Regions from separate parts of the Mus musculus genome. Here regions 1, 2, 3, 5, 6 and 7 are each linked to region 4. A link is a loop called in an ENCODE intact Hi-C map of the cell type or tissue named here. Cell type or tissue: heart. All regions are shown on one strand. Region 1 overlaps Faim2 (Fas apoptotic inhibitory molecule 2). Region 2 overlaps Lima1 (LIM domain and actin binding 1). Region 3 overlaps Lima1 (LIM domain and actin binding 1). Region 4 has its middle 11 kb from the start of 1700121M21Rik. Region 5 overlaps Lima1 (LIM domain and actin binding 1). Region 6 holds the start of Cox14 (cytochrome c oxidase assembly protein 14). Region 7 overlaps Smarcd1 (SWI/SNF related, matrix associated, actin dependent regulator of chromatin, subfamily d, member 1).

Region 1 (4,000 bases), 410 kb before region 4:
GTAAAGGAAGGAGGAGAAGCAGGGAAGAGCCCACGTGCTGAAGCAGGCAGAGACTGGAAGGTTCCACAGGATGCTGAAGAAAACCATCAGTCGTCACAGCCTCCCAAGGGAGCGAGCAAGGCTTGGGTCTCGGCAACCGTGGTGGAATAGACTATTTCAGTTGTTTTCAGCTTCTCAGTTCATGACCATCTGTTACTGTAGCCTCAGGAAGCTAATGAAACTCTGGCGGTCTAGGGACGAGTTGGGGAGGCTGTAGGGCTCATGCTGGCTGGAGGAAGCATGAGAGTCCAGCATTCCCTCTTGTGCTGGCTAGTTTTGTGCGTCAACTTGACACAAGCTGGAGTTATCACAGAGAAAGGAGCTTCAGGTGAGGAAATACCTCTATGAGATCCAGCTGTAAGGCATTTTCTCAATTAGTGATCAAGGGGGGAGGACCCAACCCATTGTGGGTGGTGCCAACCCTGAGCTGGTAGTCTTGGGTTCTATAAGAAAGCAAGCTGAGCAAGCCAGGGGAAGCAAGCCAGTAAGCAGCATCCCTCCATGGCCTCTGCATCAGCTCCTGCCTCCAAGTTCCTATCCTGTGTGAGTTCCTGTTCTGACTTCCTTGGTGATGAACAACAGTGTGGAAGTGTAAGCTGAATAAACCCTTTCCTCCCAACTTGCTTCTTGGTCATGATGTTTTGTGCAGGAATAGAAACCCTGACTAAGACACCTCTCCTCAACTTAGACTCTTTATCCATTTCTTCTCTGCCAGAGGTCTTCTGGTCCCATGCCATAGCTCAGCACTGCCTCCTTCTCAGGTTCCATTAATGAACCAAGCAGGGTGGCACATGCATATAATCCTAGCTCAAGGCAAGACTGTGAGTTTGAAGCCAGCCTGGGCTACATGGGGAGTCTGTCTCAAACAAAACAAATAAGCAAAAAAATAGGGAGGAAAGAAGAGAGGGTGGAGCATCTACTTAGGCCCTGAGGCTAAATGTTCTTAGCTGCTGTTTCCTTCTGCTGCTTCGTGGCTGTGGCATGCTCCTATACACTGGGAGCTTTTGCTAAAATAATAATAAATAATAATAATAATCCCCTCCCGTGTGATCATGTCCCTTTCCTACACACCCACACACCAGGACACCCACATGTCTTAGGGTTACTATAGCTATGATAAAACACCATGACCATGTTGGGGAGGAAAGGGTTTATTTGGCTTACATTTCCACATTGCTGTTGATCATCGAAGGAAGTCAGGACAGGAACTCACACAGGGTAGGAACCTGGAGGCAGAAGCTGATGCAGATGCCATGGATGGGTGCTGCTTACTGACTTCCTCTGCATGGCCTGGTCAGCCTGCTTTTAAATAGAACCTAGGACCATCAGCCCTGAGGTGGAACCACCCACAATGGGCAGCGCCTTAAATGCCCTACAGGCTTGCCTACAGCATGATCTTTTGTTTTGTTTTCCAAGACAGAGTTTCTCTGTGTATCCCTGGCTATCCTGGAACTCACTCTGTAGACCAGGCTGGCCGTGAACTCAGAAATCTGCCTGCCTTTGCCTCCCAAGTGCTGGGACTAAAGGCGTGCGCCACCACTGCCCCGCCTCAGCTTGATTTTAAGGAGGCATTTTCTTAACTTCTCAGATGACTCCAGTTTGTGTCAAGTTGACATAAAACTACCCAGTACACCACGGAAATCTAATGACATCATCATTAACTGATTTGTCCTTTGATCCCATTCTGTCAGTAATTTATGCATAAGCTTGGACTGGTCGCTGAAACTTTTGCTTCTAAGTTTCCTCCTATGTAAAATAAAACAGTTGGAGTAGATCCCTCCCTCTCTCCACCCCCTCCCTTCCTCCCTCCTCTTAAATGATGCTTTTGCCCATGTGCTGTAAGTTTTGTAGCTCTGGGATGCACAAGATAGTCCCACGAAATTCTCATTGTATAGGTTCAAACCTACTGCTTTGCGAAATGTCCGGGCTCTCCATCTTAAGGAAACACCTTTGTTCAAAAAAGACTCTTCTGCCAGTAGGGCCCGGAAAAGAGCAGGTTCCCATGGACCAATAAGATTTGGTCAGTGTGAAGAATGCTCCCAGGCAAAGGTGTCCTGAGCAGGAGGACCCCTCACCTTTTCCCAGGAAAGCAAAGATGGGGATTTTACGTAGTTCCTGCAAGAAAGCCACCCTACAGCTCACTCCACAAAGCCAGTTGAGGCCACAAGCAAACAGTCCAGGTGTCTTCGTAATTGCTTTTATTATTTCCAATCAGTCACAGATCTTGGGCAGGTGAGGCCGGAGACAGGCACACGGAAGAGATAGGGAACTTGAAGAGCTGATGCCAAAAGGGCAGGCCCGTCTGGGTGTGTAGCAGGCAAGTCCTTGTGCCTGGTGCTATATCTCCATTCTCTGACACTCAGAGCAGGGGACTGAATAGAGATGGGTTTGTGCAAAGCCAGACTCTGCTTTTCCTCTAACAGCCAGAAGGGGGCAGCAAAGTCCTTGTGTAAAATTCCCAACTTGACACGCCCCCACCCCCCACCCTGGCCTATTGGAATAAGGGTACTTAAGGGATCCTGCAGGCTAACACAGAAGAAAGGGTATGGAATGGAAGAACCATACCACACCCAAGGATGTCTTGTGGCTTCCTTGGGCTATACTGAAAAAGCTGTGCATGGACCCAGGAATTGGTGTGGGGAGTGAGGGACTTAATGCCCCTACTTGGTCCCATCTTGAGCCTCGGAGGGGACATCCTGGTCTGTCACGGTTTCTCAGAGAGCTTTGAGCCTCACATCAGATATTCCTGGCTCCCTCAAGCCTTATGAAATCTAATCTACCCCGTCATAGGTCTGGCTACACCCAAGCTAAAAATGCGGGGGGCCAGGAGGCGTCAGTCCTTCCTCCTACACAGCTTGCCGCACCTGCCCAGTTTAGGTTTCTCATAATCCCGCATTCCTCATAATCCTGCATTCTTGTTTCTCCGCCCTTCCTCCTGCCAAGACCCACCCAGGTGTCCCTGGGACTCCTCACTGCCCCACCAGGGGTCAACATCAAGGCTTTCTCTGGCCCTGGAGCCAGTTCAGCCGCCGTGCCTCCCCACCGTCACCAGCCATCTTTGAGATCACTGTGACTTGTGCCCTGGTCACATTATTTATGGCTGAGGGCTTGCCCCTCCCCCAATGGTTTTTGGAACTTAGCCTTGGAAAATTTTTCTCAATCCTCGCTCTCTGCATAAATTGTCTCAGAAGAGGACTTGGACAAGTGGATTCTGGGAAACTGGCCAGTGTGAGGGTGACATGTCAGTGGGGGTGGGGGAGGGACTCTAAACCTTTCTAGAACTGAAGCTGGAGATTAGGAAAGGCACTCAAAGGGGAACAAGCAGAGGAGGAAGTCAGCCAAGTGTCTTGGTGCCTCTCTCCCTGCCCCACTGGCACCGGTTGGGGACTTCCATCTTGCAGATAGGAAAACAGAGTCACAGAGAGTAATAAGTCTGTTGGCAGTGGGGTCAGAACCAGAAGCCAAGAACCCTGCTTCCCAGCTGACCTCCAGGGAGGGAAAAGCTAAGAGTTTGGCATCCGCAGGCTGGGTGACAGTGGCAGGTGGGGGTGTCACAACTCCCCGGAGATGTCAGTGCTTGTCTACCCACACACCTATGGGCTACACAAGTCTCAATCCAGCCCAGACTCAGACTGGAGGAAGTAGCTGTGGGCTGTCCCTCAGGTTTATTAGACGACAGTGGGTTTATCCAAGCCTTCCGGAGCTACTTGGCTTTGCTTCTGAAATGGGGATATGCCGATAACCCTGCAGGACCAGTCTGGACTGCTGCAAGTAGGCTCATTTGAACCAGCACCCACCCCAACTGTCCCTCCATACCACCCTCCCTCCTCAAATATCCAAGATGGAACAAAATTTCAAATGCTTCTGTAATATTTCTCAAAGGCTGGAGTAGGCAGGGTGGGAAAGGGTAGGGGTGGGAATGGATGGGCTACCTAGTCCCCTTTCCTGGGGCAGACAGGGT
Region 2 (4,000 bases), 64 kb before region 4:
GGAGAGATGGCTCAGGGGTTAAGAGCACTGGCTGCTCTTCCAAAGGTCCTGAGTTCAATTTCCAGCAACCACACGGTAGCTTACAACCATTAGTAATGGGATCTGATGCTCTCCTCTGGCATGCGTGTACATGATGATAGAGCACTCATATACATAAAAATTCATAGAATGTGGGGGCTGGAGAGATGGCTCAGTGGTTAAGGACACTGACTGCTCTTCCAGAGGTCCTGAGTTCAATTTCCAGCATCTACGTGGTGGCTCACAGCCATCCCTAATGGGGTCTGATGCCCTCTTCTGGTGTGTCTGAAGACAGCTACAGTGTACTCACATACATAAAATAAATAAATAAATAAATCTGAGAGAGAGAGAGAGAGAGAATGATGCTATGATCTCTGATGGGAGTCGATACTGGAGATGCAGCAGGGCTGCCACTGTGTCTCCTGGCCCTAGAGCATTTTAGGCACACGTGCAGAAAGAGCAGGCTTAGGCAGCCACTACACAGACACATGACTCAAGTCATGAGAAAGCCAAGCCTAGTAAACCGATCGCAGGTGGGGATGAGGAGGGTGAAAAGGTCGGGGGTGAGGCAGCTTCTCTACAGAACAGGGGATTCTCAGGCCCGTTAATCATATCCCCCCGACTGTCTCGTATTCCTTTGCTTTCTTCCAGGTCCTGGTAGCCCCTCCACGCCCACCCCACCAGCTTTCACTCAAAAGCCCCATTAATCGTCTCCATGCTACCAATCTCTCACTGTGCCAATAAAGCTTTCCTGCTGCTGCCAGAAGCATCTTAGGAAAGCACAGGTCTCATCTTGTCAGTCTCCCTGCAGGGAAACTTCCCACGGCATCTTGCTGTTAACCCAACTAAAACCCCAGCCAGCACAGTTGGAGCTGACCATCTGGCCTAACTGACCTGTGTGGGCCCTATCCCTCCATCACGCAGGGTCTCCATGCCTTTCCTTGTTCCCTTCGCTCTACGCTCAACTCTCATTTCACAAACCAACCTCCTCTATCGATCTCCCCGAGGATAAAAAAACAAAACACTTAGGTCAAGAGGTAGAGGCAGGAGTTCAAGGTTATCCTCAGTAAGTAGCAAGTTCAAGGCCAGTCTGAGCTGGAAGAGTTTGTTTAAACAAAACAAAAGAAAGACCCCTGAGACAGCTGGGTTCCACTGCAGACACACAAAAGAGGAGTCTTTAGGAAGGCCTGGGAAACCCACAGAAGATGGTTTAAAAACATGTGCAAGGGAACTGGGGGTTGTAGCTCAGTGGTCGGATGCTTGCCTGGAATACACGAGCTTCCGGGGCTCAACCCCGAGGACTTAAAGAAAACGGACAAGAGCCGGGCAGAGTGTAGTACCTTAGCTTCTGTTGAGCAGAGATGGGAAACTGGATATCTGGGTATTCAGTCTTGTTACATAATGAGGTCTAAGACCCTGTCTCCAAAAAAAAAAAAAAAAAAAAATTCAAAATATCTTTGACATTCCTCCCACCAGAAGGTGGAGCCAAATTCCACCCCCTTCTCCAGAATAGGAGCCAGCCTTCTGATTCACATCTGAGGATAAGGCCACTAAAAAGTGTATGGCTTCCAAGACCAAGGTCAGGAGCAAGCATAGAGCTTCTGGCTCCTCCCCTTTTGCACGCCCTCCTCTCCAGACTTTTGCCTTTGGAACCCAGCCACCAAGCCAAACAGTCACATGGACTGGCCATGTGGAGGTGCTCCAGCCCTGACTCCAGCCTGTGAGCCGCCCTGGCTGATGCTAACTTGAGAAGAGACAAGCCCAAATCAGTTACAAACCAAACACTGTCATTCACTGCGAGTCATAACTCTCAGTCTTAGAGATTTAGTGAGGCTGGGCATGATAGGCCAACCTGCACTGTTGAGGAAAGCCCTACCTAGAGGGATGAGGTACTGGCTGGTCTGGAATTCTTTTTATTTTTAAATTTATTTTATTTTATATGTATGGGTGTTTTTGTCTACATATGTCTGTGGATGATGTGTGTGCCTGGTGTTGGCAGAGGTCAATACAGACAATTGTGAACTGCCATGTGGGTGTTGGGATTTGAACTCACATCCTCTGGAAGAGCAGCTGGTGTTCTTAACAATTGAGGTGTCTCCCTAGCCCCTGTTCTGGAATTCTTCATGTAAACCAGACTGGCCTTGGCCTTGCAGTGATCCTCCTGTCCTAGCCTCCCAGGTGCTGGGATTGTAGGTGTGTACCATTATACTCTCTATAAGCTGTTCAGATTGGCCTTAAACACACTTTGTGCCTTGGCAGACCATGAAGTTGGAATTCTCCTGCCTCAGACTCCCAAATACTTGGAACTATACATCTCTGACACTAGGCCATGAATTTTGGGTTTTGTGATGGGTCTTGCTATATTGTAGCTGGTCTTTGCTACTTTGTGAGTTCTTCTTCTTCCAGCCCTTTATCCCCTACTCCTTATCACTAAATAGGAGAGAAAGGATAGAGGAGAAAGAGAGAGACAGAGAGAGAGAGAGAGAGAGAGAGAGAGAGAGAGAGAGATCCCTGAATCTATCTTTCTTTTTGTTTCTTCTTTGAGCAGGGCTACTAACAAACTGTAACAACCCCCCCTCCCCCCAACATACAACTCAGCCTGCCTTTCTTTTTTTCTTTCTTTCTTTTTTTCTTTCTTTCTTTCTTTCTTTCTTTCTTTCTTTCTTTCTTTCTTTTTTTGTTTTTTTTTTTTTGTTTTTTTTTGTTTTTCGAGACAGGGTTTCTCTGTGTAGCCCTGGCTGTCCTGGAACTCACTCTGTAAAACTCAGAAATCCGCCTGACTCTGCCTCCCGAGTGCTGGGATTAAAGACGTGCGCCACCAGGCCCAGCTTCGGCCTGCCTTTCTAGACCCTGACATTTATATACTCTCTGAATTCCAAATGTCACACAATCGCAGAAAGTATCATCTACAGCTGGTAAAACCACCACTCTGCTAGAGCATGAGGCAAATCACAGTCAGCTGCTCTAGGCAGTCCAAGCAGCCCTACATCCTCACACCTGGCATCAAAATGAAACATATTCTTACAATATCTTTGTGTTTTTTTAGAGAAACCAAAACTCCAGAATTGTCACTAAACTATATAGCTAACATTGGCCTGGACATAGTGATCCTTCTGCCTCAGCCTCCTGAGTGTGGGAGTGTAGGCACGTGCTACCATATATGTAAGACTTTAAAAAAAAAAAAAAAAAAAAACAGAACCGGGACACTATATCATTAATAACTACTCTAATGAGTCATTCTTTTTAAAAGTTTAAAATTATATTTCTTTAGTTTTGAGTGTGTGTGTCTGTGCGCGCACACACGTGTAGGTGATGACCTAAGAGTATTGGGAAGGGCACGCTAGCTGCGGTAGATTGGAGGTGCCCAGAAATTGAGCCAATAATTTTTCATCCACAGATCCAAAGGAACCTGGAAGCCCCTTCTCAGAGCTTAGAGAGGGGTAGGTAGCAAAAGCTACGCACAGTATCCACCTTTGCTGGCCTCTGCCCCACTGGCACATCTCTACTCCCTCTGGTGTGCTAAGCTCTAGGAACCATTCCTTTCGCCTGTGTGTGTTCCAGCCACTGTGCTTGTCACTAGACATACAGAGCAGCTCAAGGTGAAGGCCAGTGGAGGGGGTAGCATACACTTTTATTCTCAATCCCCTCCTTCCACATACAGGGTTTCTTAATGTAGCCCTGGCTATCTCAGAGCTCACTCTGGAGACCAGGCTAGCCTCAAACTCAAAGATCCATTTGCCATTGCCTCCCCAGTGCTGGCTGTCACACTTGGCCAGCAAATGTTTTCTCATTTCTTTTTTTTAAAGATTTATTTACTTTTTATATGTAAGTACACTGTAGCTTTCTTCAGACACATCAGAAGAGAGCATCAGATCTCATTGCAGATGGTTGTGAGCCAGCATGTGGTTTTGGGATTTGAACTCAGGTCCTCTCGAAGAGCAGTCAGTGCTCTTAACCACTGAGCCATCTCCCCAGCCCGTTT
Region 3 (4,000 bases), 110 kb before region 4:
GGGCTAAACTGAAGGTGTCCTGGGCCCCGCTAGGACTCAGGCTGTCAGTGAGACCTTCTTGCCCTGCAGCACACAGCTGGGACCCAGACCATGCAGAACAACATTCTGCTCTGAAGCCTTAGCCACTTCGAAGCTGTGTATAGATTTTGATATGTTCCTGGTGGTTTGCAACCCTAGTAACTTCCAGGCTGGGAAAAAGAGAGACTGCATGTTGAGTCTTTTTTGTTGTTGTTGTTGTTGTTTTTGTTTGTTTGTTTTTTGTTTTTTTTTTTTCTGAGACAGGGTTTCTGGCTGTCCTGGACTTTTTTGTTTTTTGGTTTTTCGAGACAGGGTTTCTCTGTGTAGTCCTGGCTGTCCTGGAACTCGCTCTGTAGACCAGGCTGGCCTCGAACTCAGAAATCCGCCTGCCTCTGCTTCCCAAGTGCTGGGATTAAAGGCGTGCGCCACCACACCCGGCTCATGTTGAGTCTTTGTCAGTCATTGTTTGAAAAATTTTTTGACATAGGAGATATCTCCTGTGTAGCCCTGGATGGCCCAGAACTGTAATAATTATCAAGAAAAACTTTTCATTCTTTTATCAAGGGAAAAAAAAAAAAGAAAAAAAAGCATGCTGGCCACAGTGGTGCACATCTCCAGTCCCAGCACTGGGGAGGCAGAGGCAGGTTTGAGTTTGAGTTCGAGGCCAACCTGATCTACAGAGTGAGTTCCAGGACAGCCAGGGCTTCAGAGGGAGTCCCTAAATATTAGAATCAGAAGTGGTCCCAGTATCATAAGCGTGTGGCCCACGTAGGTCTGGGAGGCAGGATAGATCAACCTACACAGTGAGCTCCAGTGTGTAGTGAAACCGTGGTCAAAATCAGAGATGGCGGGCGGGCCGAACGTGGTGGCACACACCTTTAATCCCAGCACTCGGGAGGCAGAGGCAGGCAGATTTCTGAGTTTGAGGCCAGCCTGGTCTACAAAGTGAGTTCTAGGCCAGCCTGGGCTACAGAGAGAAAACCTGTCTCGAAAAACAAAAAAACAAAAAAAAAAAAAACAAAAAACAAAAAAAAAAAAAGAAAAAGAAAATCAGAGGTGGTAAGAGCCAAGTCAACCCCAAACCTTTTTTTAAAAATGTATTTATTTTTATTTATATATGAGTACACTGTATCCGTTTTCATATACACACACAAAAAGAGGGCGTCAGATCCCATTACAGATGGTTATGAGCCACCGTGTGGTTGCGGGGAATTGAACTCAGGACCTCTGAAAGAGCAGACAGTACTCTTTAACGCCGAGCCATCTCTCAAACCTTTTATCTTTGAGAAATCAGGCTTAAAATACTCCAAAACAGGATAAAAGTATGAAAATTTAGCACTTAAGTAGAAAAAAATCCTTAGGCCTTTAAAATGTTCTTCCAAAATTAATCCATCTCTCTTGAACAACCTCTGTCAAAGTAAAACGTCAAGATCTGCTTATGTAGCTTCGGACTTGGAAGAGTCTGGTACAGAAACAGGATAAGTTCAATGAGAGAAGTGTTGTTAAAAATATTCTTTCAGTGAGGGCTGGAGCAATGGCCCAGCAGTTAAGAGTGCTGGCTACTCCTCCAGACCCAAGGGATCTAATGCCATCTTCTGGCCTTGATCGATACTACAGGCTTGTGGTACACAAATGTATTTCAGGCAAACACCCATGCACAATAAATGAAAACCTCAAAAATTAAAATATTCTTTTTCTCTCATGTTAACCATATTTAATTTCTTTTTCTTTTTGGCTTTTCAAGATGAGGTTTCTCTGTGTAGGCCTGGCTGTCTTGGAACTCACTCTGTAGAACTCACTCTGTAGACCAGGCTGGTCTTGAACTCACAGAGATCTGCCTGCCTCACCCTTCCTAATGCTGGGGTTACCGGTGTGTGCCACCACTGCTGGCTAACAGTGTTTAACTTCTCCCTAAACTATGAATGTGTGAAGGGTGTTCCAGCACCAGCCCTTAGCACCCAGACCCTGATGAGATTGGTTGCTAGGTTTGGTACATTCTCTACAGACGATAGCAGGGGGAGGAGGACCCCGCCACAGAGCTCGGAGCAAATGCTTACAGGTGTCATCTTCAGCAGGGACAGAGAGGGCCACTAGACTATTCTCAGTTGTAGAAACCTACAAGAATAAAAAAGATTAAGGAGGATTAAGAAGCGCATTAAAAATACAAGCGCAAACCGGTGCCAGTTCCATAAAATCCTGCTGACTCCAGTTAGTCACTGGCAGCCTGCAGGGAAGTAACGGCCCCAGAACAGCTGAGCATTTAAACAACAGGCAGCAAAATGTCTTTTATGAGGATATTAACGTGCCTCTCAATTACAGAGGAACACTAGAGCAGACAGCACTCAGCTGCCAAGCCGGTATCATCTCCCTCATAAAGAACTTTCACGCCATATCTTAGGAAGAACACCCCCCCCCCCCGGCATTAAGAACAACCCCCCCTCAGATGGCGCCAAGTACACTCCGTGGCAAGGGAAAGGAAAGTATTTAAACCCAGGGGTTATTCTTACTCTTATTTTCCTGTTTTTTATGGAAAGGTTGAGACTTGGGAGGTGGAGGCAGGGGAATCAGGAGTTGAAGATAACCCCCTGCTATGTTGTGAGTTTGATGATAACCTGGGCTACAGTATACCATGTCTTAGAGGGGAGGGGAGGGGAGGGGAGGGAAGGGGAGGGGAGGGGAGGGGAGGGGAGGGGAGCAGAGCCAGTCTTGGAGAGTGGGCTCATTTTAAAGACTCAGATTTAATTCCCAGCACCTACATGGTGTCTCACAATCATCAATACAATACTCTAGTCTCAGGGGATCCAGCAACCTTTTATGACCACTTCAGGTGTCAGGAACAAACATGGTGTATAGACATACACACGCGCGCGCCCGTGCGTGTGCGTGTGTGTGTGTGTGTGTGTGTGTATGGGAAAACAGACCAAAACACTGCCATACCTTGGTGAAGGGTCGGGGTTGGTGTGTGTGTGTCTGTGTGGGATCAGGTTGGGGAAGAACAATAAAAACCAACAAAAAACTTCCAGTTTTTTTTTTTTTTAAACAAGAAGCAGACCCTATGTAGAGGTATATATCTCTTCCTCAGAAGCCATCAACTTTACATAAAAGTGTATATATATATATATCACTTTTATTTTTAAGTATATATATATCAAGGTCTTTAATGAGCTGAATACATTCACAATGGAGACTAGGTGGCTGGCCGACCACACCTGAATGCCAGCATTCCCCCCCTCCCACCCCCAGTCTCTTTTCACTACAGGAATTCTGCCTTGGCAGAGGATAAATCAGAAAAATCACAGTTGACGTTTAGCGAGTGTTTACTATATGCCAAGTATCGCACTGATGGCCTCACATGCAGCATTTCATTTGATGACATGAAATACTTTTCTCTGAAAGCCGTGCTTGGTTATAAAGAGGCCATTCCTGCTGGCAGGTTGGCACATGCCCGTAATCTCAACACTTGAGAAACCACAGAGAGAGGAGGGGCCAGAAATTCAGGGTCATCCTTGCTAACACAGCCTGTGCTACATGAGACCCTGTGACCCAAAACCAAAACCAAACAAGATGCTCAGCTCTTGAGAATCTGTAGGTACACCTTTCCTGGGATATTCTCTCCCCTTGAATCCGGTCCCCTTGAACCTGTGGGGGTACACGTAACGCTGACATCACTGCCCACCGGCAGACAGAGGTCATGAACTCAGAAACTTCCAGGCAGGAGTATCGGAGACCATGCTCAGACATCTCCTTGAAGGAAGAATAGCAGCTTGACAAAGCATGGTATTTCAAGAAAGTTTCCTTGGGGCTGCAGAGGTGGCTCTGCAGTTACGAGCACTGGCTGCTCCTTCATAAGACCTGGGCTCAATTTCCAGCAACCACGTAGCGGTTCCAGATGATCCAAGGCAGTCTTCCATTCCCAAAGGATAAATATCGCCCCCTCCCACTTGTGTGTGTGTGTGTGTGTGTCTGTTTTGCTTTCTTAAAG
Region 4 (4,000 bases):
GGATGAACTCAAATGCTTCCTCCCCTCCACAGAAGTGTGACTGGGTTTGAATTATCATTGTAAATATTAATTCTATCGCATTATTATGAATTTCTTCTGTAAGGCGCCATCTGGGTGTTTGATCTGTTTTGTCTAGTTTCAATCATTTTTAAGATTCATTTGTATTATACTTATTTCTGTGTCGGTGTGTGTCTGCACACATGAGTGCAGTTGCCGGCAGAGGCAGGAGGTGGTGCTCCCCCTCCCCCAGGAACTAGAATTGCAGACAGTTGTGAGCTGCCATGGGGACGCTGGGGGTCAAACCAGGGGTCCTCTGGAGGAGCCACCAGTGCTCTTAACTGTTGAGCCATCTCTCCAGCCCCCCTTCCCATATTGTTTTGAGCTTTTGAATTTCGATTTAGTGGTGGAGATTATAGCTCAGTTGTTGAGTGCCCAGGGTTGGATGGCTGGTGGGAATGGGGTATCATGCTCTTTTCTATCTTCCTGTCTCTTCATTCTGTCTACTAGGCTTTTCCCTAGACAGCCCCTTCTGTAGATTTGGGTCACATTCCCAGGGATGCTGACACTGAAACAAGGGCACGTAAAAGGAGAGCACCCTTGTGAGGGGAGGAGATGGCAGCTGGTTAACATTTAACCACCAGCTCTCAAGGGCAAGCTTTGATCTGTCGCATCTGACCACTCTCAGTACGCGGACACTTGTGTTCTGGCTCTCTTCTCTGGAGCACAGATGACAGCGGACATGGTACAATGGTCAGGAAAGGTAACTGCCAAGTGTTTGTTACTTTGGTTTTGAATATAATTTACTTAAATTTGACTTTATGGCTGAGCATGGTGTGAGTGTAACCCCATCTGGGCTGTGGACACAAGAGACTCTTGGGTTTCAGGCCAGCCTGGGCTGTGTAGTGAGTTCTAGGTCAGCCTAAGCTACGCTGCAAGCTGAGGTCTACACAAAGTTACAATTTAAATCATTTGAGTTCAGATAATGGCTCTAACAGCTGTGTGTAAAATTTCCAAGTATCTAACACTTGGCTCTCAGGTCAGGAGGAGGCAGTTGCCCGCCATCCCTATCACGGCCTCAGCTGATCACAGGAAGAAAGGTCTGAACAAAATTACTTCTAGTCATTGTATCCATCTTTAGACGAGTCACCTGTTCACCAGACTGGCTCCAAACTGGCTGTAGCTGGCTGAACTCCTTCCCAATTGCTTAGATCACAGGAGTGAGCAGCCAGGCCTCATGAGAACTTTGAAACAGACTGACCCTTCAAAGATGTCTATCCGCTGACAAGGGCTCATTACCTTACGTGAGAAGTAACTGTTGTCAGCCACATCTTGAGGACAAGGGGTGATCTTGGGTGAGGGGTGCTCTTTGCCAAAAGGAAATTCCCAGAGAAAGACCAGCAACAAGCAAGCACGAGGGAGTGTTTTAATCCTGAGCAGCATCAGAGGACACCCAGAGTAGCCCCTGGGGCCATGTACCACCCAGAGTAGCCCCCGGGGCCGTGTACCACCCAGAGTAGCTCCCAGGGCCGTGTACCCTGTGGTTTTATTTCATTTTCCGTTTTGGAACAATGTCTGTCATGCTTTCATTGAAACTTACGGTTCTATCAGGGTATAGTGGAACACAGCTTTAATCTCAGCACTGGGGAGTCAGAGGCAGGCCGGTCTCTGAGAGTTTGGAGCCAGACTGGTCTACAAATCGAGTTCTGGGACAGCCAGTAAGACTTTGTCTCAGAAAAATCCAAACCAAACTAAAACAAAAACTGCCAAAACTTCTGGTTCTTGTGTGTGTACGTAGTCTTTCCTTATTGTAGTTTTAGATATAATACTTTTATTGTTATCATATTTTAATATATCAGATTTTTTAGCCAGCTTTTTTTTTCTTTTTAATATGTTTTGAGATTATAATTATATTGTTTCTTTCTTGCTTTTTCTCTCTCTCCAAACCTTCCCAGCCACCCCCTTCAAATTCATGGCTTCTTTTTTTTTAAAAAAAAATTTTTTTATATATATATGTGAATGTGTACATGCAGATGCACACAGATGCATACAAAGACACACACACACCTACACACTCACACTCCTAAATACATACACAGAACCTGCTCAGCCTGTATAATGTCACTCATTTGTATGTTTTCAGAGCCTACCACTTGGCATTAGAGAGCACACTTTATAGAGTGCTCTTCATAATCAGCTTCCCAGAGATGCGTCTTTGGAGGACAATGGGGACCTGTTTGGAGGGGTTTTCCTCATTTTTCAGCTCAATGGTGCCATCTCCTGTCATTAGAGGGAATAGCAGGTTTCTGGATTCTGACGTGCTGTTGGCAGCTGGCCTGCAGCTGGCCTTGAGTTCTCTAAGCAGTGAAGAGTGACTTCCCTGACCGCTGCCTCCAAATTCTGGGATTGTAGATATCACGCCAGCCTTCTTCCCCTCCTCCATGCCTACTTCCTCACTTCCTTCCTTCTTTCCTTCCTTTCTTCTTTCCTTCCCTCTTCTGTGGTACACTCTCACACTGCAGTCCAGGCTAACCCAGATGAACTCCTGGTTGTCTTTCTGCCTTAGCCTCTGGAGTGCCTGATGTGTTCTTACAACTATGAACGCCTTCTGATTCTCCTGTTTATTGTCAGGAGCAATTATTTTACTTTTCACAGTTCCTCTTCCCCCAAAGAGATATCAAGAACACCACCATTGTTCCTATGAATGGATTTTCCAGCTGTGACTTCTGTTGCCTGTGGCGACATGCTGAGTTTCAGACCAGTTCTGCACTAGTCTCACTGTGGGTTGGGACCTTCTAGGAGTGAGCCACTGTTCACTAATGATTTAGTTTCCGCTCTCCTTTCAACGGTTCCGTGGTCGCTAAGAGTGCCTGGGATTTCAGCTGGTCTCCGGTGGTTTTCCCCGGCATACCGTAGAGGCCAGGACTTACCCTCCTGTGTTAGCTCCATGTAGGTATTTCTCTTTATGTTCCTCCCTACGCTCATGCCAAGATGTGACATCACTTCCTCAAATTTTGTCATTCTGGCAAATCAATGTTTGTTCTTGAATGATTGTCAGAAGATCCACTCTCCAGCGGGCAGGAGGGCGACAAGTTTAAGGCCTGCTGGGACTTCAGAGTGAATTCTAGGCCAGCCTGGGGAAGGTGGTGGGATCCTGTCTCAAAACAAAATAAAAGGTGGACGTGTGGTGCAGGGTGACAAGCGCAAGGCCGTGCGTGCGTTCCATCGCTGGCATGGAAAGGAAAACTGAACAAACAAAATAAACAGAAGCATCTCCCATCCTAAGCCAAAAAGATTCACTTAAACAATTTTTATGTATTTATTTTAAAAGATTTATTTATTTTATGTATATGAGTACAGTGTAGCTGTCTTCAGACACACCAGAAGAGGGCATCAGATCCCATGACAGGTGGTTGTGAGCCACCATGTGGTCGTGGGAATTGAACTCAGGACCTCTGGAAGAGCAGTCAGTGCTCTTAACCACTGAGCTCTCTCTCCAGCCCCCAACAATTTTTATTTTTAAATTGTGTGTGCGCGAGTGCATGTGTGTGTGTTCATATAAGTACAAGTGCCTGAAGAGGGTATTGCATTGCCTTGGAACTAGAATTTCAGGTGACTGTGAGCTGTGTGATGGGTATTGGAAGTCAAGTGCAGATCCTGCAGGTAGGGCATAGTTGCTCTTAACCCCTGAGCCCCCATTCTGCCTTCCTTTTAGTAATTTTTTTTTGTTTTGTTTTTGTTTTTCGAGACAGGGTTTCTCTGTATAGCCCTGGCTGTCCTGAAACTCACTCTGTAGACCAGACTGGCCTCAAACTCAGAAATCCGCCTGCCTCTGCCTCCCGAGTGCTGGGATTAAAGGTGTGTGCCACCACCCCCGGCCCCTTTTGGTAATTTTTATTTCCTGTGTGGAATGGTGTGCTTGTACAGACCAGAGAACAACTCATGAGAGTCAGTTCTCTTCCATGGGTCCCAAGGATCGAACTCAAGTCCCCAGTCTTAGCCG
Region 5 (4,000 bases), 130 kb before region 4:
AAGTGAGAGAAGCTGAGGAATCCACCTTTTCCTAAGAGCTAGGAATTAAACGTTGCTAAACAGCTTTAATAATAGGCCCTTTTGTAAATACTCTTTAATATTTACTTCAAATAAGCCGAAGTCCTAAGGACCAGCTTCAACTGACAGCTGCCAGACCCTCCACTCGTGCCTAGCTGCCTTGACTTAACCAAGAGCCAATAGCCAAGCCTCCCTTCTTTGACGGTCAGCCGAGCAGTCATCATGCCATCCTAGCACTCAGGAAATGGAGGTAGGTGGATGTCTCTGATTTCAAGGTCAGCCTGGTTTACATAATAAATTCTACACCAGCTGTGGCTTACATTGTGAGATAACCTCATCTCAATAAATAAATATTTTTCAAAAATGCTCTACATTCTAGAGTACCAAAGATTAAGATCTAATATGCAGAGACTGTGGGGAGATAGCTTGGCTTGGCAGGTAAGAGTACTTGCTGTTGCTGAGGAACCAGGTTTGGTTCCTGGAACCTACACAGTGACTCACAAACACCCATAACTCCAGTTCCAGAGACTCAGATGCCCTCTTCTGACCTCTGGGACATGAGGTACTCATGTGGTACACACATATGCATATAGGCAAAACATTTGTACACATAAATAAATCTAAAAAAAAATTTAATGTGCAAATATTCAAGTTTTGATTCTCTCTATAAAAATAAAACCCATCTGATTAATATACAAATTTACTCTCTGTATACCAGAGAGCTGTTTTAAATATTTTGGGCTGGGGAAATCGTTCAGTGGAGCACTGGCTGCTCCCCCAGAGGAACCAAGTTCAATTCCCAGCATCCACACAGAAAACCACAAGCATCTGTGATTCCAGTTGCAGGTGAGCAACGATGCTGCCGGCCACCATGGTAACCAGGCACGCATACGGTGCACAGACACACATACAGGCAAAATACCCATTCACCATAAAAATCAACATTTCTACAAAAACGAGTTGCCTCATAATTTACTATCGGTACATGTTTTGTTTGTACACCTACGTCGTGTGCCTGTATACCTGAAGTCACATAGTAGCGTATTGGGAGAAAACAGCTCTTGAGTGGGATATACAAAGCCCTGATCAACAGCAGACTGCAGGAAGTCAAGAACAGAGGCAGAGAAGACGAGAGATGACAGAGAAGCTGAAACTGACCGAGGGTGAGAAGCTGTGGAGGGCAGAGGTGAGACTTCGGAATTATAACCCTGGGCTGATAGGAGAGTTTAAGAGTTGGGCATTGTGGCTCACACCATTAATCCCAGCACTCAGGAGGCAGAGGCAGGCAGATCTCTGTGAGTTCAAGGCCAGCCTGGTCTGTAGAGCGAGTTCTAGGACGTCCAGGGCTACACAGAGAGGAAACCCTGTCTTAGGGTGAGGTGAGGTGGAAAACTAGAGAGAAGATGCTGGGTGACCTAATAAATAGATTGCCCCAAAGCACACATCTCTCCGAAGAAATCCAATCATAGGAAACTAAATAAAATTTCTAAGATGGTCTTTTTAGGCAGGGTCTCTCTTGTAGTACAGGCTGGCCCCACACTTCCGGCCCCACGCTGGCCTCAGCCTCCCACAGGGTGGGTTTACAGGCGTGCCACCACTCCAACTTATTTTTTAATCATTTTTTTGTTGTTGTTTTTTGTTTTTTTTGTTTTTTTTGTTTTTTGTTTTTTGAGACAGGGTTTCTCTGTGTAGCCCTGGCTGTCCTGGAACTCACTTTGTAGACCAGGCTGGCCTCGAACTCAGAAATCCGCCTGCCTCTGCCTCCCGAGTGCTGTGATTAAAGGCGTGCGCTACCACGCCCGGCTTCTGGCTTGTTTTTTAATCCTTATTTAAGTGTATATCTGTGGATGTCAGTACAGGGTGTCAAACTCTGTAGAGCTGGAGTTCAGATTCTTGTGAGCCACCACGAGGGTGCTAGGAACCAAACCTGAGTCCTTCAGAAGAACAGCACTCACTCTAAAATTCAGAGCCAACTCTCCAGCCTCTTGATCTGTTTGAGATTGGGACTCACACTCTGTGGTTTAGGCTGGCTTCCAATTCAGTAATCCTCCTGTCTCAGAGGCCTCCTGAGTCCTGGAATTACACGCATGGACCACCACCACCTTTGGTTTTCAGGCTATTATTGAAACCACGAATCAATGGCAGCAGGAAACACTTGGAGAAGTTGATTCTATAGAAGAAATCAACCAAACGCGCTCACACCCAGAGCGAAGAGCGTGCGTCTTCAGCAGAGATGGCTGAAAATCCTGTTTTGTGTCAGACACAATCATAAGGTAAATTAGTAAATGCGGAATGCGGTAAACAGTAAAATCCGCCACTGGAATTTGAATTGGTAAAACAAACAGTTCATTTTGAATGCACACACTAATTTTCTTGCCAAATTACTTGCAGCCCCCCAACTCCCAAAAAAGTCTTTAGGGTAGATGAAAAGTGCACAATTCGGTTCTACATTGCCATCTAGTGGTCAAATGAACTCACAGCATTTTCCCCCTAAAAGCTGCTCAATAGAAGCAGGTTCCGAGAGACCCTGTGTAAAGAGACGGGAATAAGAGCAGTGTGGAGGAGACGGGAATAAGAGCAGTGTGGACACTGGAAATGTAAATTAAAAGCTTTATTGAATAAAAATGTTTTAGGCTAAACAAGGCCATAAGGAAACAGATTATTTTACATCTCTAAAACTGAGCTAAATCTCTACAAATGCAAAGAGGCCACTACCTTAAGCCCACCCCGCCATACACATCATTTGGAATATCAGTTACATACAAGAACTGCACTCGTTTATAATATTCTAAAGCCTTAATACCAGAGAAAACCATCTATCCTCCTCTGGGTTTACCAGCCTCACACAGAGTCACCTGGATGTGGGACTCAGCTGATGAACCGCCTCTAACCGATGCACCTGTGGGCCTTGTCTGTTTTTGTTGTGAGCAGTGTCACCCCTGGCCAGGTGGCCCTGGGTGGTGTAAGAAAACCAGTTGAGTAAGCCACAGAGATGAAGTCAGCAAGCAGTGTTCCCACACGGTCTGCATCAGCTCTTGCCTCTGGGTTCTGGCCTCGCTTCCCTTGACCATGCTGCGTGCGCGCGTGGCCTGTGTGTGACCCGTGGCCTGTGAGTGGAGACAAACCCTTCCCCTCTGAGTTGCTCCTGCCCAGTGTTTTATCACTACAATGAATCAAAGTAGGACACGGCCTAAGAAGACAGACCTAAAAGTGATTTAATGCAACCCTGGAAGAATTATCTGGCCTAAAAATCAATACATTTCAGAGCCAAGATTCGCCTCGACCTGAGGCTTCCCAGCTCTGATCTCAGGTTGTTTTACTTGGAGCATGGTGAAGCGTGATCCAAAAGGTCTTACAGCAACACTGCAGCTTTCCGCAAAGTGCGAGAAACCACCAGAAGAGATGGCAAACACCCAGAGTGCAGGGAGACACACTGGCATTCGCCACTGATTATCTGGGTACAATGTCCGTCTCTCCAAACACCAAAGTATATAGGTTGGTTCTCTGTCTCGCAGGTGTTTGTGAGGTTGGTTGTATTTTTTTTTTTAACTTGTTTCTTATTGTTGATGATGGGCACGTGTGGACAGCTCTGTGCAGTCTGCTCTCTCACCTTTACGTAGGTTTTGGGGATTGAACACTGCTGCTCCGGCTTCAGTAACCAGCGCCTTTCACTTGGCCAAAGGTTGCTGTTTTGTGCCTCAGTGATTAAAAATACAGGATGTAGGATGAAAGACAGTAAGCTTTCCCTATCTACCAGAGGAAGAGAATGCATTTCAAAAGCTTGAAAGACTAAATATTTGATTTTCAGCAATTGAGTACTAAAAAATGAAATTGGTAAAATAGCTACACTGTGCCCTTTATACTAAAGTGCCTCTGGTCATGAGGTGGGCTCCTAAATGTGTTGTGTGTGTCTCTAATTCCACAATGGTCTCTGTAGTGTGAAAACAAGCCTCTAAATATCTAACCACACCAATCTTGATTT
Region 6 (4,000 bases), 180 kb before region 4:
AGATCAGAGTGGATGGCAACCTGACCCCAAATCCCAGGGCCAGGAATTCAGATTCCTGGCAGGTAGCAACAGAGAGCTGGCTTCTGGCTGAACTCCCACTGCGGGAGGCTAGGGAAGTGGTGAGCTAGCACTGAGTCTGGACCTGGGTGGGCATGCATGTTGAGGGTGGACTGTGTGTAGGGAGTGAAGCTGAGGCTCTTTTTCTCTAGGTTCCCCTTGTTCACTGCGGTGTACAAAGTGTGCTATGAGGGCCAGCCAGTGGGCGAATTCATCCGCTGTCTGCAGAACCACCCGGAACACATGTGAATGGGGCCAGGGCCCAGGACAGGCAGCCCCTTTGCCCCAACGGAGACAAGCGGAAGGAAGCACGTGACACCCGTCATCAGGACTGTCTCCAGGACTCCCCATCTAGCAGAGTCCTCTCTGAAGGACCCTGAGGACAGGAGGCTGCGGGGCTCAGCTACACACCTAGAGATGCTCGCCACAGAATCCACACTTCCTTGCTGTCCTCTGGGAAGTGTAGAACTAAGCCCCAGTGGTGCCTGCTCCAGGGGTGGGGTTGGGGGAAGGGAAGGCGCCAAGTCAAGGGCTGCCGGTTGCTGCCTCACACACACTGGGAACCGGTCCCAAGTCCCATTAAGTGACTGAAGAAGCACTTCAGCCACAGGAAAGATGGGGCAAAGGCTGCCAAGGGAAGGGTCTGGATGCCTGAGCTGACACAGACCCCAGAGACCCTTTGGCCGACCTCTGCCAGGCCCCACACAACATCAACGATCTCACTGTTTGCTAACAAAATACAAAGCTCTCAAACAACCCCACTCTAACTTCTCCTAGCAACACTTGCTTCCTCAGAAGCCTCTACTTCCCCCTCCCCCAGGCTACTCTGGCACAAGAGTTGCTCTCCACAGGCATCTCTGGCCCTGGGGCGCTCCATTCTTCCCAGAGACTTCCTGGTTCCTGGAGCTTTGTCAGGGCCTCCCCACCCTGTGTGACCTTTCCCAGCTTTCCCTTGCCTGCACCCAGCTGCCAGCACCCTCTTTGGGGAGCAGGAATCTAATCTGCTGACAGAGCTACACTCTTTTCACAGCAGGCTCAGATGGCTCAGGCTCCCCTGACCTTCCTATTTGTCCACCTCCCCAGTCAGGAGCTCCGGCCCCGGCCAGCCCCTCCTACTGCTGACCTTTCTTCTCAGGGTCCTCCCCACAAGGCCGCTTCTCTCTGCAGTCACCACCAACTTCACGTCTAACAGAATGTAGGATTTATAGTTTATCGTCCTCAGGGCTGTCAGCCCATATTCTTGACTCTGCCCTTTCCTTTTGCCCAAGTCGTTCTCACCCAGCCTGGAAGGCCACCCGGCATCTGTAGGCTTAGAACTAAGGAGCAGCTCAAAGGTTCAGTAGGTTTCCACAAGGGTTGGTGGGTCCTAGTCCAAGGCCAGCTGTCCTCGGAACAGAACAAGGTCCTCGCGAGATCGGACCCACACACCTCAGGAGCTGGGGAACTCGAGGGAAGGACAATTGAAAACTGCCTGCCCTGGGGTGAGGGAGATCAGAGGGGGATGGGAGACTGCTTTGCACTGGCCCTGTTCCAAAGTTGGGTGGCAGCAAGAGAATGTCACAGATCAGCAGCCTGGAGCGCTAGCTATAAATAGCTGGAGGTTTCTCTCTCCACCAGGGGTCTCCATTTCCTGTGTGGCAGCAACTGGGACACCGTGGCTCTGGCCAGCTTGATATTAAACTAACACATTAAGGTGCCAGGTCCCTCTCTGCTCCTAGCCTTTAAGAATTCCGTCTTAGTGAAGGTCAGAGCTGTCGGGTAAGGGGAAGAGGGGGGGCCCTGTCATCGATCCCGACTGGGCTGGAACCCTCCCACGCATGACTCAATTCAGAGCTGTTCCCCGGGAGACTGGGGCGGGATGCAGACAGATTCCAACACCTTAACCTATGTTTGCTCAGTCAGTCAACTGTGAATCTGAGGTCTTCTGTCAGGCCACTTGTCTACCCAATAAAGTGTGGTTTTTCCAGAAACTGGAAGAGTTGGGGGAGTTTATGTGGCAGTGTGTGGGGTCATGTATCACTGCATGCATGTTTTACTCAATGTAAGACAAGAAGTGGAAAAAATCATCCTTGTTTAATAGCAGCCACACTCGGGCATCAATCGGCATTGGCGTCCACTCTGCTCACAGCCCCCACCTCCACCCCCCCACCCCACCCCCGTCCCCTTTTGTGCTTCGTATCCCCTCTTCCACCCAAGCTGTCAGCCAGTCTTCCCAGCGCTTCTTACAGGGTCTGTCACGTTGCCTGCCTACGAGGAGGTCGCGCACAAGGCAGAAATATTAGCGAGTCACCCTCCCATCCCCCGACTCACCCCCTACACCCATTCTGTGGCCTCACTAGTGCTGGTCCAGCTAAGGTCGGTTCCTCCGGATCACCCTGTAAAGGGCCGCTCCAGGCGGTAGGGGGCGCTAGGCCCATCGCTGGAGAATTCCGAGGATCTACCTAGCTACAGTTTACGTCACTGAACTTAGACTGCGGATTGGCTAATTCTGAGCTAAAATTTTTCCCGTTTTCCAAGGAGCGCTCTTGATGGACCAGAACCACACCCCCCAGAATTCAATGGGCCTTTCCGAGAGGAAGGCTAGACTGAGCGTGCGTAAGAGAGAGGTAGAAGCCGGAAGTTCAAGGCTGGCTCTCGCTTTAGTGGGCGAGTTTTCGCAGGGGGTGTCGGGTCCGGAGCGGGGCTGAGCACCAGTGGCTGAGGAGCTGCGCGTTGGTGACTGCCTCTTCCTGCCCTGCGGCGGCCGCGCGACTCTGCGAGTGGCAGACTGAGCAGGCATCGCTCTGACGCGGCCGAGTTGCAGCCTCCAGGTAGGCCGCGGGCCGGACGGCCAAGCGCACTCGCCCTCCCCCCACGCTCTCCTGCTCGGCGCACCGCGCCCCCTGCTCCCCGTGTCGCCGCTTTTCACGCTGTTCCCCTGCTCCCCGTTCCGAGTCCCTGCTGTCCCCTGTGCCCCGCACCGCGCTCCCCTCCGCTCCCCTGTGTCCCGCACCGCGCGTCCTCGGCCTGTGCCCTTGAGAGCGCGCGGCTCCTAGTCCCTGCGCTGTGCTAGCCCCTGCTGGCTCCCCGGCTGTCATAGTCCGACCGCCTTCCTGGTGTGACTGCGGCCTGGCTGTCCTCCCTTCTGAAACTGCTCGCCTCAACCCCAAAGCTCCTCACGGTCCCTCAAAGCCACTTATTTCTCTGAGGTCCTCACCACCTTCTCTGATCCTACAGAATATGGGGTTCATAGCTTACCTTTCTGGGCTCCGTTAGTCAGAAGTTGTTTTCTGCGGACACCAAGTCTCTCCAAAGAGGGCTAAATGACAGAAGCTGGGGTGGTTTTAGGGCTTTGATCCTTATTTGTTTTGTAAAGGATGCCCATCAGATGAAAACCTTCTGCCAGTCTCAAGAGTTTCTTTTATTTCCAAAGTTAATCCTTGTATCTGGGCTTCTAACTTCAGGGTTTTATTGTTTGTTTTTGAGGTTATCTCGGATTTGCTTCTTTTTGTTTCACACCCCCCCCCCGTTTTTTTGTTTTTTGTTTTTGACAGGGTCTCATGTCCACATCCTGAGTGCTGGGATTTCCAGCATATACCACATGCTCTGTTTAATGCAGTTCTGGGGACTGAACCTCTGGCTTTGTGCCTGCTACACTGAGTTACATCCCACTTTAAATCATACTCAAATCTTCTCTATCAGTGAACAAGGTGAAATTAGCTTTTCACCAGGGCGAAGTGACTCTGGCACTCTACAGGCAGGATCCCCCAGACACACACATCCTCAAGTCTATCTTCAGGTCCTCTCTCGGGAGAATTTCACTACCACAATAAGTAGCCTGATTAAAATATGGTTCTGAGGCTGGAGAGATGGCTCAGCAGTTAAGAGCCTTGCTGTTCTTCCAGAGGACCCAGGTTTGATTCCTAGTATAGTCTGGGTGGGCTGGTCACTTTTTTTTTTTAAA
Region 7 (4,000 bases), 190 kb before region 4:
CAGTTTAGGATTTCCCTACACCTGCCCTAACCCACGCTTTTGGGTTGGGGATCTTGCCTTTCCTTGTCATTCCCAGCAGAGACTGTTCCTTCCTGCTGTTAGAGGAGTGGCTTGTTTATTCACTCCACCCTGCCCCCTCCTGTAAATGGAGAAACAGGCCTGAAATCAAACGGGTAAAGCCCTAGGCCATCCCTGTCTTCCTGTCCCATGTCTGCCCAGTTGAATCCCACTGGTGGCTTCCCGGGCACTGAGGAGTAAAAGCGCCTAGGGCTGGAGAATAGGTCTGAAATGGGTTTGTGACTCCCCACCCCCTGCCCTGCCCTCAAAGCTTCAGACCCCTCAGGGAGCAGCAGGATGTGGGATCGAGGCCCCTTGGGACAGATGCTTTGAATCTTCCAGGGAAGCCTCCGATTCTTCCAGGTTTGTCACCCGGAGTTAGCATGTCCCAGGCTCGCAGACAACACTGCAGGGTGGGAGACAGCTGGGCACAGGGGGATTCTGTTGAGCATGGGCTCTGAACCCACAGAACTGACAAAGCCCCTGCTTCCCCACCCCCACCTCAGGCTCCTGCGAGCAGTGCTCCTGCACCCTTCCCAGCCTGTTCTGTACTGGGGACAGCAGTCTTCTCCCTGTCCTCCCATGTCCTATATCCACCCCTCCCCTTGGAAGGTCCTCCCCACAGTGACACTGGACAGCCCTGGGGCAGCTGAGCCCCAGCCTGGCTTCTGGCTGGAAGCGCGATGAGGAGACTTAGCACTCCACAGTGTCCCTGGTGGTAACTGTTCTTATTAACTGATTGTGTTTTGTTTTGTTTTGTTTTGTTTTCATGGACCAAAATTTTTTTTGTACTGTCTCCTTAACTGATGTCACCCAGTTTTAATAAAAGACTTCTAAAGAGCAGGTCCCTGCTGTCTGGAGGGGTCACTGTGGGTGCCTGCTGTCTGGAGAGGCCACTGTGGGTCCCTGCTGTGTGGAAGGGTCACTGTGAGTCCCTGCTGTATGGAGGGGTCACTGTGGGTGCCTGTTGTCTAGAGAGGTCACTGTGGGTCCCTGCAGTCTGGAGGGGTCGCTGTGGGTCCCCACTGTCCGGGGAGTCACTACTGTAGTGCCATCAGGGTTAGGCTGCCCAGGGCTCTCTTACTTGAGAGATGTTTCTTGAACACTGGTGATCTCCAGTTGTACTGGGCTCTGGGGGTCTGGGGAAATGAGTCTTTTCCCCGGGGACTCTAGGTCGTATCAGAGGCTTGTGACCTCAGCAATGCCCTTGGGATAGTCCCTCCCACCTCCATCATGAACAGACAAGGCAGTGGCACTGCTGGTGTCTCCCTCGTCCTTGAAATCTCCAGGTCACTTGCTGGCTGGAACAAGCTGTCCTTTGGCATCTGTGGGCCCCTTGAGCTTGATGAAACTGGGCTCTGTTCTCCCTAGGGTGCATGCCCATCCAGCTGTTGCCAAGGCCCCGGTGACAGCAGGTTTCTCTGTTTCCCATACAAACCCATCAACCTCATGCTTTTCAGGTTCCACGGACAGCCCCAAGATAGCAGGGTTCTCTTTGTGTTGTATTCCTGTGTATGTAACCAAGGCTGACCGTAAACTTACTATGCAACTGCCTCCTTCTCCCCAAGTGGAGATTACAGATGTGTGCCATTACAGCGCCCAGTGTAAGAAGTCTGTTCTTTTTTTGTTTTTTTTTTTCAAGACAGGGTTTCTCTGTGTAGCCCTGGCTGTCCTGGAACTCACTTTGTAGACCAGGCTGGCCTCGAACTCAGAAATCCGCCTGCCTCTGCCTCCCGAGTGCTGGGATTAAAGGCGTGCGCCACCATGCCCAGCTAAGAAGTCTGTTCTTAAACCCAGTGTGGATGGCCGCTTTAGTCCTGTGTTGAGTAGATAGGGCTGCCTAGCTGGCTGCTCAGACATCAGAGATGCTCCTTGGGAAAAGCAGGCAATGCCTGCAGTTCTACCTGCTTCCACCAGGGGGCTCACAACCTCCTACTGCACTCCTGCCCAAGAAAGTGTGGAACATTGGATGAGCCACTGCCACATCCTGTAGTCAGCTGAAAAATCTTACTCATCAGTACATTGATACATGCCTTTAATCTCCACGCTAGGGAGGCAGAGGCGGGAGGGTCTCTGAGTTCCAGGCCAGCCAGGATTACAAAGGCACTATTTCACAAAAAAGTGAATAAAATTTTACCCACTGAGCAGCTGGGGGTCTGCTGAGTAGTGTTGTCTGTCTGCTGCCAATCTAGAACATCCTGGCTTCTCTGAGTTGAGAGGGTTAAAAAAAAGGTGTAATCACTGGGTCTAGAGAGAGCGGGTGACTGAGCTGGCATCTGTTTTTACCCAGGCTAATTGCACGTGTAATGAGTGGCCGATGAATCATCAATTCCAAGCAGATACGGCACAGCCTGCTCTTGGAGAGGCTTTGGTGGCACAGACAACTTCCTGTTAACGAGCATTCTCTTTATTCCTTCGTGAATGGCCACGTGCTTTGTCTCTCCACACAGCCTAATAGGATGTAGGGGCAAAGAGAGGCGGGAGTATTTAAGCAAAAACAAGGATCCGTTTCAGGCATAAATGCCCATTCTTTAGGGTTCCTATCATATGTGCCAGGGACAGGAACATCCTTTCTCTTCCACCCCTCGTAATCAGCGCTCCCAGCTGGCGGCCTGGCACCGGAGCCTTCATCTCTGTGCCAGTGTGATAAAGGAGAGGTCTGTGGGAGGCTAGCTCTGCATCAGGCAGAATCTGATAGAAGAAAAACAACTAGCTATTGATTGATTTCAGTGATTCTCCCCATCATTAGAGACTGCCTGGCCGCGAGACCATGATAGGCTGCCTCTGTGTAATCCCCGAGCTGAGAAAAAGACATGCTTCCAATCCTGACCTCCTACCCACTTCTCCTCGCCGCTGGTGGCATTGGTGACACTCCCCTCTAACCTAGTGCTGATTACTGTCCCTGGCCAGGGGCAGCCTGGGGGGGTGGGTGGCAACACTCCATTAGTGGTGTGCCAAGCCAGGAGGTCTGCACATGAGCATACAGTGGCGCCTGCCCTGTGGGTCAAGGTGCAGCACTGGAGGGCGAGAAGCCTGCGCTGCGCTTTCCAGAGTGACTTGGAAACCCGAGTTCCTCCTCTTAGTCAAACAGATGTCTGTGGGTGCCATGGAGCCCAAACTGCTGGATATGGGCCTGCCTTTCTCCCCCTCCCCCAAAGCTACACACCCACACCGGCATCAGAGACCACAGAGCTGCGGAGACATGGCTACCCTTGAGTTTTAGAGGCTGCTGCTGTAACTGGCTTCTCTGGCCCTGTCTAGAGACTGTAACCAGCTGTTTAATTTAAGGGTCCCTGTGGGATAAGCAGAGCCTGAGAGAAGAAATTGAAGGGAGATCAGGCTTATCCAGGAGCATGTGCTGGCCACCACCTTCTGCCCTTCCTGAAGCCTGGAAGGAGTGTGGGTGGGCCACGTGTCACCAGTGGCCTTTGACCTTCCTTCCCTTTAGAGACCTTCAAACGGAGATTATCTGAGGTGAAGGGGCAACCTGTGGGTCCCTGACCTGCAAGTAACCAAGATGACCTTGTTATTTTTAGTTTTCCAAGACAGGGTTTCTTTATGTAACCCCCCCCCCCCCACTATCTGGGAACTCACTCTGTAGACCAGGCTGGCCTCAAACACACAGAGATTCACCTACCTCTGCCTCCTGAACGCCAGGATTAAAGGTGTGCACCACTATGTCCATTTTCTCCCGAGATATTTTAATCCTTGGTCGGGGTGGGGGTATACACCAAAGCAGCCCCTTACTGTGTATGTGGTATTGTAGTATTATTCCCTAGAAGGTGCTCACATCCCTTGATCCTCTCACCCAGAGCCCGTGGTGGAGCTACCATCATGGGACATCATGGGAGTGGAACAGCTGAGGATCTGGGGGAGGCACATGCTAGCTAGCGAGAGCGATGAGGCGTTTGCCTTTGAAAACATCGCTGTTGCTGACGCTAGT

Evidence for each region. A loop is a pair of places that touch in the nucleus more often than their neighbours do. Peaks named below come from ENCODE experiments on the same cell type or tissue, not always from the same donor. Only the 100,000 strongest peaks of a DNase experiment are listed, where the experiment ranks them.
Region 1: a loop joins it to region 4, with 3 times the contacts of the local background. A loop is called at or near these places in 11 of 42 quality-filtered maps.
Region 2: it touches region 4 in a loop (5-fold over the local background); 18 of 42 quality-filtered maps call a loop at or near these places.
Region 3: a loop joins it to region 4, with 2.6 times the contacts of the local background. A loop is called at or near these places in 10 of 42 quality-filtered maps.
Region 5: it touches region 4 in a loop (4-fold over the local background); 8 of 42 quality-filtered maps call a loop at or near these places.
Region 6: it touches region 4 in a loop (4-fold over the local background); 25 of 42 quality-filtered maps call a loop at or near these places.
Region 7: a loop joins it to region 4, with 4 times the contacts of the local background. A loop is called at or near these places in 24 of 42 quality-filtered maps.

The regions. Positions count from the first base shown.
Region 1 is chr15:99,494,790-99,498,789 of GRCm38, forward strand. Faim2 (Fas apoptotic inhibitory molecule 2) reads right to left here. Exons shown (of 12, transcript NM_028224.4): 12 at 2,216-4,000. Among named protein-coding and RNA genes, the nearest start is that of Bcdin3d, 22 kb to the left of the region's middle. In heart, a CTCF peak has its summit at 2,457 (motif pointing right); DNase peaks (open chromatin) are centred at 2,472 and 3,302; H3K27ac peaks cover 444 bases; H3K27me3 peaks cover 2,473 bases.
Region 2 is chr15:99,838,507-99,842,506 of GRCm38, forward strand. All of the region lies in intron 2 of Lima1 (LIM domain and actin binding 1), which reads right to left. Among named protein-coding and RNA genes, the nearest start is that of Gm17057, 23 kb to the left of the region's middle. In heart, a CTCF peak has its summit at 1,507 (motif pointing right); a DNase peak (open chromatin) is centred at 1,685.
Region 3 is chr15:99,794,667-99,798,666 of GRCm38, forward strand. Lima1 (LIM domain and actin binding 1) reads right to left here. Exons shown (of 11, transcript NM_001113545.1): 8 at 2,076-2,133. Among named protein-coding and RNA genes, the nearest start is that of Gm25897, 6.5 kb to the right of the region's middle. In heart, a CTCF peak has its summit at 1,620 (motif pointing left); no DNase peak of the experiment used is centred here.
Region 4 is chr15:99,902,269-99,906,268 of GRCm38, forward strand. No RefSeq gene overlaps it. Among named protein-coding and RNA genes, the nearest start is that of 1700121M21Rik, 11 kb to the right of the region's middle. In heart, a CTCF peak has its summit at 2,292 (motif pointing left); a DNase peak (open chromatin) is centred at 2,303; H3K27ac peaks cover 276 bases.
Region 5 is chr15:99,775,856-99,779,855 of GRCm38, forward strand. Lima1 (LIM domain and actin binding 1) reads right to left here. Exons shown (of 11, transcript NM_001113545.1): 11 at 2,613-4,000. Among named protein-coding and RNA genes, the nearest start is that of Cers5, 5.3 kb to the left of the region's middle. In heart, a CTCF peak has its summit at 2,484 (motif pointing left); no DNase peak of the experiment used is centred here.
Region 6 is chr15:99,722,982-99,726,981 of GRCm38, forward strand. Gpd1 (glycerol-3-phosphate dehydrogenase 1 (soluble)) reads left to right here. Exons shown (of 8, transcript NM_010271.3): 8 at 210-2,033. The coding sequence ends at 306. Cox14 (cytochrome c oxidase assembly protein 14) reads left to right here and starts at 2,637. Exons shown (of 2, transcript NM_183256.3): 1 at 2,637-2,867. Gm16537 (predicted gene 16537) reads right to left here and starts at 1,493. Exons shown (of 3, transcript NR_155353.1): 1 at 1,336-1,493. In heart, CTCF peaks have their summits at 1,672 (motif pointing right) and 2,463 (motif pointing right); DNase peaks (open chromatin) are centred at 380, 1,010, 1,780 and 2,650; H3K4me3 peaks cover 3,844 bases; H3K27ac peaks cover 3,907 bases.
Region 7 is chr15:99,713,092-99,717,091 of GRCm38, forward strand. It overlaps Smarcd1 (SWI/SNF related, matrix associated, actin dependent regulator of chromatin, subfamily d, member 1), which reads left to right. Exons shown (of 13, transcript NM_031842.2): 13 at 1-904. Gm16537 (predicted gene 16537) reads right to left here. Exons shown (of 3, transcript NR_155353.1): 3 at 2,443-2,748. Among named protein-coding and RNA genes, the nearest start is that of Gpd1, 2.5 kb to the right of the region's middle. In heart, CTCF peaks have their summits at 775 and 1,967 (motif pointing right); DNase peaks (open chromatin) are centred at 1,360, 1,960, 2,530 and 3,120; H3K27ac peaks cover 2,344 bases.